3 separate regions of the Mus musculus genome follow, and all the other regions are linked to region 2. The links are chromatin loops, found by intact Hi-C in ENCODE. Cell type or tissue: left cerebral cortex. All regions are shown on one strand.

Region 1 (2,500 bases), 150 kb after region 2:
CGCGATGGGCGGCTAGACGTGCCCGGGCGCGGAGGATTAGCTCTCGGGAGCGCGCTCGCGGCCGCGCGCCTCTGCTTCCCAGGCTCCGTCGCTGACGCGTCGTGGACGTTGGGGAGCGGGAAGGCAGCAGCAGCGAGGCCGGGATGAACAGCGGCGGCGGCTTCGGCTTGGGCTTAGGCTTCGGCCTCTTCCCTACGACGGTGATTCAGGTGACGAACCTCTCGTCGGCGGTGACCAGCGAGCAGATGAGGACGCTCTTTTCCTTCCTAGGAGAAATCGAGGAGCTACGGCTCTACCCCCCAGAGTGAGTGCTGGAGCCCGGCGGGGGGAGGGGCGCGCCGCCATCCAGACCTCGGGCGCCGAGGGAGGCACGGGGCGAGCGCGGGCGTCACGTGACGGCGCGCTTCCCTAGGCGGCCATGTTTGATGAGGGCACCCGGCCGGCCGCGGGGCCTCTCCGCGGTGAGGTTTTGTTAATTGAGCTCCACGCGGGGTTCCTGCAGAGGACTTAGGGGTGCCTTCCTCTCTCGAGCCTCCGGGACTGTGGTTGATGCCCGGCCTTCGAGTTGGGTGCCCCGGGCCTTTGGTTTCCCCCGAACTTAAGATGGCCGCAGGTGGGCCGGCGACAGTCCTCATGGCAAATGCCTATAACGTTTCTTTTTTTTTTTTTTTTTTTTGCACTGGGAGAATCGTGGAGAACGCCAGCAACGCCAACGCCCGGACCTCTAGGTCTTAATGTCAGGCTGCTAGCGCTGCTGAGGGAGCGAGCGGATGACAACATGGAATCGGGGCTGTTTTTGTTCTCCGGGGTGATCTTAGACATTTACCATCGTTTTGGTTTTTCTAACCGAGCCCATATTCACGATCTTAAAGATCACGTCAATCTCTCCTTTTGGCAACAGCCTGAATTTTCCTTCTCCAAGAAGGTCACGCTGGCTCAGACGTTTCAAAAAGTATAAATCGGTGCAGAATTATCACTACTGTGTACATGTGTTTAAAATCCAGCGCTCGCTTCTTAGGCAGTGTACTTGAAGTGGTAAATTTCCCTTATGCAGTATTCACTAATCGGATAACTTGTAATGGTTTTACCGTTCGTAACATTCTCACACTCATAAACTTTAAGAAAATACTAAGGGCCACGGTATTTTGTTCTTTATGCTAAAATTATTTGAAGGAAAAGTTGTCCACGATTTTTTTGGGAAAAGATTTTGGCTTATTTCATAGTCATGCACACAGAACAATATATCTCTCTACTCTCTGTAAGTAGCAGAATGGCTACAAATTGATTTCTTACGGATGTGACTATTTAATGTTATGCATTCAAAAAAGTTGAAATAAAACAGTGACTGCCTATCAGTATTCTTTTCACTTGGTGCAGGTGATTATTAAATTTTCATTTATTCTAGCTGGGCGCGTTGCCAGGCGCCTTAATCCCAGCACTCTAGAAGGCAGAGCCAGGGATCTCTTGAGTTCAAGCCCACCCTGGTGGCCAGTGCTTTCTGGGTGAGAGAAACTGTCTCAAAAAACAAAACAAAAGATAAGAAAAGAGGAAGATATTCAATGTTTTAATAGTGCTCCCCTCCCCCTTTTATCTTGTATGTGTTCGGAGAATACCATGATACTTGGTTATCTCCAGTCTAGAAAAGGCCCCTTCCTCACTTAAGAATCTAATGATGTTGACATTTTGTGATGCAGGTTAGAAGAATGACAGATAGTCTGAGATTCAAGCACAATATGTTTTCGACAAGAATCCTGCATAAGTGCATGAACATAAGGTCTGCTGTAACCATGGCACTAACATTTGTAGTATCTCTTAACATTTAAAGATGCTTTCAGCCATCAGCTTACGTTCTCGGGTTCGTAGGAGGGAGGGCTGTATCAAGCCAGTCAGTAAAATGTTCTGCCCATGAACTCTTGTAAATTAACTTTGGGGCATTAGAGGGTCTGAAGAAATATATTAGAGAATGTTCTTCACTCCCAATGGAATGCCGTTTGAATGAGGGTAACACACTGCCGGGTATTAACTGGCATTTGGGAAGGTGCATCTTAAAGAGCCTCCCTTGTCTTCTTCAGGGATGGTCTTGAATAAACCCAATTTCCTCCCTGCATGAAAAAAAAATTATTATTTGGGGTTTAAGGATCAAAGGGGTTAAAAAGCTCTGTTGTTTAAAATAGTATGTCACAATTATTCCTTTGGCAATAATTGTTGCCAGACAAAAACTCAACTCTTCCCTAGTTTTCCTAAGTTTAGGAGTAGAGCCTCACTCTGATTTTGTAGTGATAAACTTTATTAGCAGGTTTTCCTCTCCGTAGTGCAGTTATGCTAGCTGGTCCTTAAAGATATACTTGTAGTTTGGGGCTGAAGTATATATAAAAATTCAGTCAGTAGTACTTTTGTCAAAGATAATGATAGTTGTTTTAATTATCATATAAACATTGCTTTGTGATTACTTTTTAGAAGTCGAACAGTTGTTTGATTTAAAATTAGAGATACATTTCTT
Region 2 (2,500 bases):
TAAAACAAAACGTTCTCATGTCCGTTGAAACAGTCTGTACAAATACACCGTTTTTAAAATATACAATGGCTAAGATCCCTATTAGTATAAAATAGATTCCCAAGATGAAATGACCAGTTCTGCCATTCCCGGGGCTGTCATCGAATGTTTTTCAGAGACCGCTCTGAAACCCTGGTACCACTGTCCTCTACGGGCTAAGAATCTAACGCTCGTGTTAGTTAATTCTAGCAGTTTTGGGTGTAGTTAAAATGCTTCCACTTCAATTCAAAATGATTTGAATATCTTTGGAATTATTCCAAGTATTTGTCTCTGGCGTAGAACTCAACTTTAGTAAATAATTCTTTGGTGGACTTCGTGAACTCTTTCCCTTGGATGCAAGCCAAAACTCATCTGTAAGGCATATAGCTTTTTATTCAAAGTTGGTGATGAATAATTATCTCTGGGCTACAGACGGAAGAACTGAACCAGTGGCTTGAAGGACCCAGAGGCTAATTACCATCCCTGTGCATAGTTAATACAGCAGAGTGGGGGTGGACGATGGTTTGCCCAGAATCTATTCCATTCCCTCGGGTAAAACAAGGATGTTCTGTCTGCTAACATACTTAAAGCAGTAACTGTAAAAACGGCAATGTTATGGTTGAAGCTTTCTAAGCCATATGTGTTGACAGAATGCTTAAGTCTCTCTCTGCAATAAACGCAAACCCTGCCAGGCAGAACTACCAGGGCCAGCGCGACTGACTGAACGACTGCACGCCCGAAAGCGTAGGGGCTGGAAGGCTTCGCGGCGCTCGGAGTGCATCCAATGTTTCCTCTAACAAAGGCACCGTCTTGAGGCAATTTCGCGGGCCACGCTCCCCGCCTCCCAGCACCAGCTTTGTCTCCTCGGAGGGGCCCCCGGCCGCGTCGCCGCTTGCAGCAAGCTCGGAGGCCGGCCCGGCGTGGGAAGAAGCTGCACGGAGCAGCGGCGGTGGTTTCCTGCAACCTGAGCGTGCCATTAGAGGCGTCGGAGTGCTGCAGCTGAAAGAGATACCTGCTGCCTGGAAATCGGGGCTGCACTCGAACAACCTCTTTGCACCAATTACGGTCGTACAAAGAAACTCGATCGGCCCGGGCGGCGGAGGCCTCGCGGGGTCGTGGGGGGCGGAGGGGAGCCCGGCGGCCCGGGCCTCGGGAGGGTGGGTGGCGGGCCTCCCGCCGCGCGCCTCCCCGCCGGCCCGCGGCCCCCGGCCCGCGCCCCCCGCCGCCGACGTCGACCGCGTAGACCCCGTGCGCGCTGACTGGCTCGCGCCGGCCTTCGCCTGGCTGTGGGCGGTTGGGGCGCCCCCGCGGGAGCCCGCCCCGCCCCCGTCGCCGCCGCCGCCGCCGCGCGCAGCCTCGGCCCCCTTAGCCGCCGGGGCGGTGGCGCTGTTGCCGCCGAGGCCTGTGAAGCAGAAACTCCCTCCACCCCGGCCCGGCCCGGGTCCGCCTCCTCCTTTCTCTCCTCCGCCTCGCCTCCCCTCTCCGTCTCCCGCTCGAGAGTGAAGGTGGCGCGGCGGCGCGCGACGCAGCCTGGGCCCCCGGCGCGGGCCCGCGAGCTCCCGAGGAGACCGCGCCGCCGCGGCCGCGACCGCAGGGAAAGAGGACGGAGGAGAGCGCAGGGACGGCGGCGGGAAGCCCGGAGGGTTCGAGCGCGAGTGGCAGAGACAGGGCCGGCCGGTCGGACCGCCCGACGGACGGTCGCCTTCCAGCCTGCGCGGCCGGTCGGCTCCGGCTCGGAGCGGCGGGGGCCGGGCGGGCGCAGGGCGCGGCCGGCGCACTCGAGACAATACCCGCGCGGCGCGGCTGTGGGGGCGGAGGCCTAGTGCGGCCCAGGCCGGCCGAGCTCCGCGTCCTCGCCCCCCGTGGGCCGCGCGAGGTTCCGCGGCTCGGGGCGGGCGCCGTCCCCTCCCCCTCGGCGGCGCGGCGCGCCACCCCGGGGTTCCGGGTTCCCGGGCCCCGAGCTGGAGCCTGCTTTTCACCCAGGCAGGAAGTGAGTTTCGCACGGCAATTCCGGGCGGTGTCACGAGTGAAAAGTTTTTTCCTTCGGCGGAGAAGCGAGCCGGGGCTGGGAAACTCCTGACACAAGTCGCGAGCAGGAAGCCAGCCCGCACCCCAGCCCCCACCGGAGCAGCCGCACTGCTGCGGCCGGCCGGGCGGCAGCTCCACATCCGCCTCGTCCTCACGGGAGCCTCGGCGGGGCCCGGAGCCACTGAGGAAGGGCAGGGAACCATGTCAAGCCGAGCCTCGGGACGGCTGCCCTGAGACACCCTGAGAGGTAATTTCTTTTCTTTCTTTTTTTTTCTTTCTTTTACGGGAAGCGTCGAGCCAAGTTCGTGGGCCGGAAGCGACGGTACTTTAGTCCACCTCGCTCTGCCCGACTCGTCTCCCTTCTTTCTCCCGTGCCTTGGCATTTTAGCCGCCGAATAGTAGAACTGATTTCTCCCCCTCGCCCCGTCTACCGTCTGGATTCCTTTCTTTTTAA
Region 3 (2,500 bases), 100 kb before region 2:
AGAATTCAGATTATTAAATGTGAGCTTGCATCAGGGGTGAGCAGCTCACACTGGACTGCATGCAGCTGAGAATAGCTATGAATATGACAGCTTATAACAGAATCACCAACGTACCTAAAATGTTTTAAGATTTTTTGTGTGTGTGTTTTGTTTTGCAATTTTTTCCAGTTAATACCATTGCCTGGTACTTGGGTATAAACGTTCTAACTTTTGATTACATCTGTCTCAGCATCAAAAGAGTGGATGAATCAGCTAGATGATTTGTAAGTTTTAAGTGATTCCTGCCCATGCACAAAGACAACCCCAAAGTTTTATTTCATGGCTCTCGTAGGGTATTAGCTAGGTTTGCTGCTGTCCAACTTAGTGCATTTCACTCGTGCTTTATTTTACATAGTAGCTAAGTCTCTGATGGTCCAACAACAGCAGCTTGCTTTCAGTCCAAACTGAAACTACTTTAATCTCTGGCGATTCTCTAGCTCTTCCTGTACCCCAAAGGATTATCATTCCTATTGGTCAGATCACGTAATAAATATAAACGTGAGCAATATCCGTTTATTTTATATGCACATCTAGAATTAGGACTCCTTACCAGAGCAGTGGAAGGATCTGAGCTGTGCTTATGTGACGCTGAGCAGCAGCTGTTCTCTTTCAACATGTCTGCTCGGATGTTCATGTGAATAAAAACAGAGGAACTGTGGTTTGTTTTCAAATTCCAGACTTCCATCTCTCAAAACTTCTGTCCTTCCACTCCTGACCCCTCAGAATCACTTGTCACTTAGCCATCCACAAGAATGCTGCTTAGGTTTCTTTGTGGGGGGTTGTTTTGTTTTTTCGTGAGCCCCTTATAAAAATACCTGAAGGCATTTGACAGTAGCCGAGTTCCTGCTCCGAAGCACATGCAGCCCCATAGCCTTGGGAACACTTGCTCTGCTAGCCCTTCTGAATCACACTGGAACTGGGCTAACTGGCAGTAGCAAATTGTGTTCTGTTTGGCTGATTGGTGTCCCTGCCTGCCTTCATTGTCAGCTCACAGCTGAGAATCTAAGGACAGGAGACAATAATTAATATTCCACAGGGAATTCAGGCCTGAGGCTAAAGCTCCAAATCTCTTAACTACAGGAAGGAAGGAAGGAAGGAAGGAAGGAAGGAAGGAAGGAAGGAAGGAAGGAAGGAAGGAAGGAGCGAGCGAGCTGCTGCGTGAGCAGAACTGTCTAGACTCGAGTAGAGCTGAAGCCCCTTTCCTCGCCCTCACCTCTCTCTCCCTTGTGTCTGGGGATCTGGAGGATTGCTGGGCCCGTGAGTTATTAGGCATGATGTTTTCTTTTATTAGGTTGGAATGAAATACAGAAACCTAATCCTGAAGCCTGGGGGGTCCCTGGACGGCATGGACATGCTCCAGAATTTCTTGCAACGTGAGCCAAACCAGAAAGCATTCCTGATGAGTCGAGGCCTGAATGCTTCGTAAAGCAGGGACGCTGGGGGCTGTCCGTGGCTGGAGGACAAGCCAACACCGTCCGCCATGTGGTGCCGGCCTGGAGACTGAAGGCAGTTTTACAAAGGAAAACTTAGATTTCTATTCATTTGCTTTTGTTTCTTCATTTTAAAAATTATACAGATGTAAATGGAATTATAAATACTGTGACCTAAGAAAAGACCCACTAAAAATAATTGTACTATAAAGTTTCATAAAAACAGATTTGATTTCTTTTGATAAAAGTTTCATATGACTGTAATTTGATTTTTTTACTGTTATAATCCAGATAATATAATGTAAGAGGGCTAAGACATTTTAAATTGAATCACATACATGATATAATTTGATCTTTCTTATATCTTGAAGTTTTATACTTGAGATTCCTGGACTGATAAGTGAATCAGCATGTTCTCTCTGGTAAATATTTTCTCAGAGCCCTGTGTCAACCTTGACCCTCTGCCTCACAACTAAGTGACAGTTTGCCTGTGTGTGTCAAGGCCCGCAGGATACACTTCAATGCTGTTTGTCTTTTGTAGTGAGCTTTGTGATTCTCGGCTTCTGTCACACTTACTTACATAGCTCCACTTAGATTTGGGGTTCTTTCCCTTCTAAAATTTAATTTCTAAAGTTAATATTATTATTTAGATAATATTTTTAAATTTTGTTTCAACTGGCCTAGTATATAAGTTTTGTGTCTTGCACTAGAAGCTCAAATGTCAAGTCTTCGGTTGCAGTCACAGTGAGAGAAGCAGAGAACTTAGGCATCTTTTGGGTTCTCGACTTTTAGTATTTGCTATGTATTTGTTTCTGCTTGTTTTGCTTATATATATATATTTTTTTTATTTTGTTTGCTTGAGGCACCATCTCACCATGGAGCCAGATTCGCCTGGAACTCATGGTAATTCCCCTGCTTCGGCCTCCCAAGCCTTAGGGGCGCAGGTGTGAGCTGCCTCACTCAGCTCAGTTCTCACGTTTCTAATAAGACTCTGACCTTGCCTCCCTGAAAGTGGTAGGTCGGCCCTGTAG

The links. Peaks named below come from ENCODE experiments on the same cell type or tissue, not always from the same donor. Only the 100,000 strongest peaks of a DNase experiment are listed, where the experiment ranks them.
Region 1: it touches region 2 in a loop (5-fold over the local background); 7 of 42 quality-filtered maps call a loop at or near these places.
Region 3: it touches region 2 in a loop (2.1-fold over the local background); 11 of 42 quality-filtered maps call a loop at or near these places.

What each region holds. Positions count from the first base shown.
Region 1 is chr13:103,772,103-103,774,602 of GRCm38, reverse strand. It overlaps Srek1 (splicing regulatory glutamine/lysine-rich protein 1), which reads left to right. Exons shown (of 12, transcript NM_001361085.1): 1 at 1-304. The coding sequence starts at 144. Among named protein-coding and RNA genes, the nearest start is that of Srek1, 1.3 kb to the left of the region's middle. In left cerebral cortex, a CTCF peak has its summit at 1,466; DNase peaks (open chromatin) are centred at 51 and 350; H3K4me3 peaks cover 2,325 bases; H3K27ac peaks cover 1,241 bases.
Region 2 is chr13:103,920,039-103,922,538 of GRCm38, reverse strand. Erbin (Erbb2 interacting protein) reads left to right here and starts at 1,953. Exons shown (of 26, transcript NM_001289473.1): 1 at 1,953-2,293. D130037M23Rik reads right to left here. Exons shown (of 1, transcript XM_006517803.4): 1 at 1-2,500. The coding sequence ends at 717. In left cerebral cortex, a CTCF peak has its summit at 1,444; DNase peaks (open chromatin) are centred at 777, 1,450 and 2,070; H3K4me3 peaks cover 2,010 bases; H3K27ac peaks cover 1,649 bases.
Region 3 is chr13:104,023,911-104,026,410 of GRCm38, reverse strand. It overlaps Nln (neurolysin (metallopeptidase M3 family)), which reads left to right. Exons shown (of 13, transcript NM_029447.2): 13 at 1,331-2,500. The coding sequence ends at 1,465. Among named protein-coding and RNA genes, the nearest start is that of Gm30967, 13 kb to the left of the region's middle. In left cerebral cortex, no CTCF peak of the experiment used is centred here; DNase peaks (open chromatin) are centred at 641 and 963; H3K27ac peaks cover 1,576 bases.